Regions from separate parts of the Homo sapiens genome. Here region 2 is linked to region 1. The links are chromatin loops, found by intact Hi-C in ENCODE. Cell type or tissue: HepG2. All regions are shown on one strand. Each heading gives the region's core, and the rest is flanking DNA. Links, peaks and the distances in the headings are about the cores only.

What was found. Peaks named below come from ENCODE experiments on the same cell type or tissue, not always from the same donor. Only the 100,000 strongest peaks of a DNase experiment are listed, where the experiment ranks them.
Region 2: it touches region 1 in a loop (11-fold over the local background); 1 of 110 quality-filtered maps calls a loop at or near these places.

The regions. Positions count from the first base shown.
Region 1 is chr14:20,604,953-20,607,861 of GRCh38, forward strand. RNASE11-AS1 (RNASE11 and RNASE12 antisense RNA 1) reads left to right here. Exons shown (of 5, transcript NR_122043.1): 5 at 890-2,269. Among named protein-coding and RNA genes, the nearest start is that of TRP-AGG2-5, 3.0 kb to the right of the region's middle. In HepG2, for the core only: a CTCF peak has its summit at 1,525; DNase peaks (open chromatin) are centred at 1,419 and 2,060; H3K4me3 peaks cover 1,072 bases.
Region 2 is chr14:20,375,108-20,378,016 of GRCh38, forward strand. It overlaps TEP1 (telomerase associated protein 1), which reads right to left. Exons shown (of 55, transcript NM_007110.5): 40 at 2,493-2,646; 41 at 2,173-2,385; 42 at 997-1,157; 43 at 648-761. Among named protein-coding and RNA genes, the nearest start is that of PARP2, 33 kb to the left of the region's middle. In HepG2, for the core only: no CTCF peak of the experiment used is centred there; a DNase peak (open chromatin) is centred at 1,324.

The DNA of each region.
Region 1 (2,909 bases), core at 122-2,621:
GAGCGACCACGGAAAGGTGGCCCAGCCCTGGTGGAGACACTGTTACCGTGGGCCACCATCCCCATCCAGCTACAGATACACACCAAGGATGACCTCCTCTGACCAGGTATGGGGACAAATGGTAATCTATTGTTGCCTGCCCCAACGCCCCTGAAGGCAGGGGAAGAGAAAACCTGATGTTGGCCATGGACCCTCCAAGCCCCGCATTGCAGATGGTTAGCTATTGTAGCCCCCTGGAGGGAGCATCTGCAGTATGACTTACATGTGGTTCCTTGGGTATTTAATGTGTGGCCTCCACGATTGACCGTTTGTAGGGGAATGGCCAGGTAAGGGACCCTCCTATATATGTACTGTCTGTACATATATTTTGAGCTCCCCTGTGACTTTGGCTTGGGTACAAGACTGAAAAGGACCATGGGGAGCTGAGAAGGTGTGGTATCATCACCCAGGGCAGGAGCCTTGGCAGCTGCATTGTTATCCAGAGATGAAAAGTTAGCCTGTATTGGCTGGGCACGGTAGCTCACGCCTGTAATCCCAGCACTTTGGGAGGCTGAGGCGTGTGGATCACCTGAGGTTAGGAGTTCGAGACCAGCTTGAACAACATGGTGACACTCCATCTCTACTAAAAATACAAAAAATTAGCCAGGCGTGGTGGCACATGTCTGTAATCCCAGCTACGCGGGAGGCTGAGGAAGGAGAATTGCTTGAACCCAGGAGTCAGAGGTTGCAGTGAGCCAGGCTCGTGCCAGTGCACTCCAGGCTCAGCAACAGAGTGAGACTCTGTCTCAAAAAAAAAAAAAGAAAAAAAAGGAAAAGTTAGCCTGTATTTTGCCTGAGGGACGTGATTTCCCCGTTAATACCTGTGCCTGCTTTGTTGTTCTGGCTGTAGGTTGACATGCTCCAACAGCATTGTGGACTGGGCCCACACCTACGCTGAGGTGACCAATGTCTCCAACTGTTGGATCTGCTCCACCTTCCAGCAGCAGCTGCGGAGAGTTTGCCCTGGAACGCGTATCCTGCTTCTGTTAAGAACTGGACATGGCTAGAAGCTTGGGGTCCCACGGACAATGGGTGGGATGCCACAGGGCGGGCTTTGGATAGGAGGCATCACAAAACCCATGGCAAACCTGGCCCTTGGCTGACTCATAGTGTCCATGATGGATGGAGCTGGCTAATGGGAGAACACGTGGTGCCCCCATTGCAGGTATCACAATGTATAGAGCAGCACTGGGGTAAAGTCACTGTGGGATGGTTGCCTACTGAGGTTTGTGCAAACATAACATGTGTCACCACACCAAGGGTGCAGTGGAACAAGCGGCCTTACGAAGGCCAGGCCCCCATGGACTTTGTGCCCCCTGGGAGTTTATGGGTCTGTGGGGACACAGGATGGCCATATCTCCCAGCCAACTGGACTGGACATTGTACCTGGGGTTGGCCCTATGTGCCTGCCACTGGGCTTCCCACATTGCCTAGTCGCCACATAACTGGGAGCCACTGTGTTCCTGCTTTTTCCCAGTGCAGCAGGCCCTCTAGTGGTTCTATCCCTTAGCAATGACTATCCCTGGAGCAGGCGTCATTACTATAGAAAAGCAAGTTGCAGCCTTTGCAGACCACACAGCTCGGTCCCGAGTTGCCCTCCTTTTGTTAACTGATGAAGTTGATCAGATCAGGAAGGTGGTGCTGCAAAACCAGATGGCCTTAGACATAGTCGCAGCTGCCCAAGGTGGCACCTGTGCCCTTGTAGGGACACAAGGTTGTACATTTATCCCTGACAACCACTGGAATATAATGGCAGCTTCACAAGGGGTGTCATAGGAGATTAAGGTGATTGAGCACCTTACTGATGACCCCCTGCAGAGATGGTGGGCGTCTTTGGGATCTGGCCTACAATGGGCTCTCATAATCATAGGTAGCATAGCAGGAATATTAGTGGTAGGTTGTTGCTGTCTGTGTTGTTGCTGTGGCCTATGGGTCCAGGGTGCTGCCACATGTGCATGGGTCCCCACCAAGAGGATTCCCTGGCCTAGAGGGTGGAGTGTAAGGAACATGGCTGTGTGCAGGCAAGCAGGCATAGGCCAAGGTAAACAGCCTAGATGACTCAGTGGGATTGGGGCACAAGTGCACAGTCCCATATCTTATATAATCATAGCCGTGTAGGCACAACATAAAGAAGCTCCCCACCTGGCTCTCAGTCACTATCGTTTGTGTAGTGTATAAATGTAACACTGACCCTGTGAAGGGGCTGCTGAATAAAGCCATGTCTCATTTACCTGCTGTCTCTTGAGGGTTCTTCCAGCTCCCTGCCCCACGTCCACCTACTCCCCTCAGCCCTCAGCTGGGGCTGGAACCTAACCCTGAGCATGACAGAGATGCACAGAGGGTTGTAAGCAGAGAAATGACAAGCTCTTAGGATTTGACAGGATCATTCTACTTTGTGGAAAATAGATTTAAGGGCACACGGACAAAACAGAAAGACCTGCTAAAGGGCTGCTGCAATAGGGCAGATGAGAAATGGTGATGGCTTCGACTACAGCAGTGGTGGTGGAGGTGGTAAGAAATGTTTGAAATCTGGAAATATTCTGATGATAGAGCCAACATCATTTGTTAAGGGATTGAACATGAGTTGTAAGAGAGAGGAATAAAGGATAATTCCAAGATTATTTGTTTCATAGTTCTTCTAAATATCTGAAGAAGTATCAGAAGTTAAATACTCAACAGTGTAGCTAGGAATGAAGTGAAAAATACCTGTGATTTCTAGTTCTTGTTCATCAGATGAGTCAGGACACATGTGGCTGAACTATAGGATGTAAACACTGAATACCCCGCTGGTAGCAGGGTAATAGAGATGAAGAGGGTGTTCTGAGGATCTAGCCGTTGCGTAGAAAGTGAAAGCCTCCCTCCCCGCAACA
Region 2 (2,909 bases), core at 95-2,594, 230 kb before region 1:
AAAGGACTTAGCATGCTGCCTGGCACACAGTGAGCATATAATAAATGGTAGCTATTGTCCATATTATTATTGTTATTATTTTGAGATGGAGTTTCACTCTTGTTGCCCAGGCTGGAGTGCAATGGCGCGACCTCTGCCTCCCGGGTTCAAGTTATTCTCCTGCCTCAGCCTTCTGAGTAGCTGGGATTACAGGCATGTGTCACCACGCCTGGCTAATTTTGTATCTTTAGTAGAGACAGGGTTTCTCCATGTTGGTCAGCCTGGTCTTGAACTCCTGGCCTCGTGATCCACTCGCCTCGGCCTCCCAAAGTGCTGGGATTACAGGTGTGAGCCACCGTGCCCAGACCTAGGCTTTCTTATTAGAGAGTTCCCTGGCTCAGCTTCATCATTGACCTTGGAAATGTTCTGAGTTCAATTTCCTTGTCTGAAAAATAGAGATAAAAGGAGTATCTACTTTACAGGGTGTTGTAAAGATTAAGTGAAGCAATATATGAAAAGAGCTTAGTTCAATGCCTGGCACATATCAAGTTTGACAAATATTAGCTATCACTATTATTAATGGGTGCCAGAAAAAGGACGAGGTGGGGAGTGTTGTCTTGCCCCAGGAACCCAGCTGGGCTCTGTGCCACCCCTGGCCCTTTACTCACCAGTAGGTTATCTTTGGTCCAGGCACAGCCAGTGACCCAGTCACGGTGACAGGCAGGGAAGGAGTGGATCAAAACAGGGGTTTTGGGTGTCCTCACGTCCCAGCAGAGGAGACTCTGGATAGGCCCCAAGGAGAGGGAGCAATCAGGACCAAAGGAAGGATGGGAACCCCGGAGCCATTTCAGGCAAGAAATTTCAAGGAAAGAGGGGCACAAGGAAGCACAGGCAGACAGATCTATACTAGATTTGGCAAAACAAAAAGCAGGAGGAAGCAATGGGAAATGGGTTGTTAAGAAATCTAGGAACTAGAGAGGCTATGGGACCCCAGGGTTGCATCCTTCTGCAGCTCACCCGATCCCGGCCCCCGGTGGCCAGGCTGCCTCCATCAGTGCTGAAACTACAGCAGCTCACAGGGCCCTCATGTCCCCGCAGCTCAGTGCCACAGGGAAAGTCTTCTGCCTTGTGTGGCCGCGTCAGCAGCTGCCTTGGCCACAGCTGCACTGTGAAATCCTCTGCATTGGAAAAAGAGAGAGGGAACAGCTTCCTGAAAGAGGAAGCCAGACAGGCCCTGGGAGGCCAAAGACAGGAGCGGCCATGGGGGCTGAGGGTGACACCTGAGGCTCAGCTCCATGGGAGGGATGCAGGGAGTCACAAGGCTGTGGAGAGGCCCTGGGCAAGGGTCATCAGCGAGTGTGTACATAGGACGGGAACGTGCGGCACTCCCAGCTCCAGCTCCACAGCTCAGGCCGGGAACACAGTTCCTTGTCTCTGCTTCTCTAACTGTACTCCCACAGCAGCTGCTCCAGACCCCTCCTCTTCTCAAGTGTCCAGTGTCACTTCCACCTCGTGACCTGTGAGGACCAGTTCTCCCTCCTAGAGAGGGCCTAGGCCATTCTACATTTTCACCTCAACATCTCTCTCTCTCCTTCTAAGGGAAACCTATCCCTTTTCACAGCAAAGTCTCCCACGGGGCAGAAACTCAAAGGATTACTGGGAGGTTAGAGGTCCCAGAATGAAGGTGAAGGAATGAGTGGAAACAGTCTAAACAGATTATGCAAGATAATTGCATTCAAAAGCACTTTGAAAGTTGTAAAACAAAATCGCACATGTGTATTTTCATACACATATACATACAACTTGGAGAAAGGTGTTAGTGTCTTTAAAAGGAACAGTGATTTGTGGGCCAGGCGCAATGGCTCACGTCTGTAATCCCAGCACTTTGGGAGGCCGAGGTGGGTGGATCACCTATGGTCAGGAGTTCGAGACCAGCATGACCAACATGGTGAAACCCCATCTCTACTAAAAATATAAAATTAGCCGGGCGTGGAGGCGCATGCCTGTAATCCCAGCTACTCGGGAGGCCGAGACAGGAGAATTGCTTGAACCCAGGAGGCAGAAGTTGCAGTGAGCCGAGACCGTACCACTGCACTCTAGCCTGGGCAACAAGAGTGAAGCTCTGTCTTAAAAAAAAAAAAAAGAAAAGAAAAGAACAGTAATTTGTTAACCCTGCCCACTGTCTAGTAGTACCTGAGGCAGAAGCCAAGAGCTCCTGGGAAGTGGCCAGTCCTAGCACAGGCTTCTGGAATCTGGACAGGAGCCAGAGGGACTGAAGGGAGCATTCCTTGAGTGCCCAGCCCTGCAAGGACCCATCTTCTGCACCACTCACCAATACCTTGGGGCTTAGCCAGGCCAGGGCGGACACTGCCACATCCAGTGCCTGACCCTGAGCCCCCTGGGAACCTAGAGAATGAGAGAGAACAAGGGAGTAAGACACTTGGGAAGGGGTAGGGGGCAGGGGCTGCGCTCTTTCTAAAGGCTCAAAAACCCACCCATTCCCATTTCAGTACCTGAAGAGATTTTGTAGATCCTAATGCCATCCGCTCGATATCCAACAGCCACCCGATCACCATCTGGGCTGAGTGCCACAGAGAGGGCAGGAGAGAGAGAAAGGGAACCCAGGTGCCCACGGGGCCGACCCAGAGACCCTGACCACACCTGAACCTGGGAACCAAGAAAAGGGCTTAAGGATACCACCTCCACCACGCGGTCCTCCTTCCTGTTTTGAGTTACAGCCACCCCCATTAAAGTCCTCCTTCCAGAGACTCTTCTCATGAGAGCTGCCCCTGCACACAGCGGCACCCCTCTCCCCGTGGTTCCTGCAATCCAAGCTCCTCCACAGTCTCCTCGACAAAGGACCCCCACCCCCACCAAGATATTCTTTGCCTTTGCTACTCCTCCTCACAACCCACCACCAGCCCTCTGCA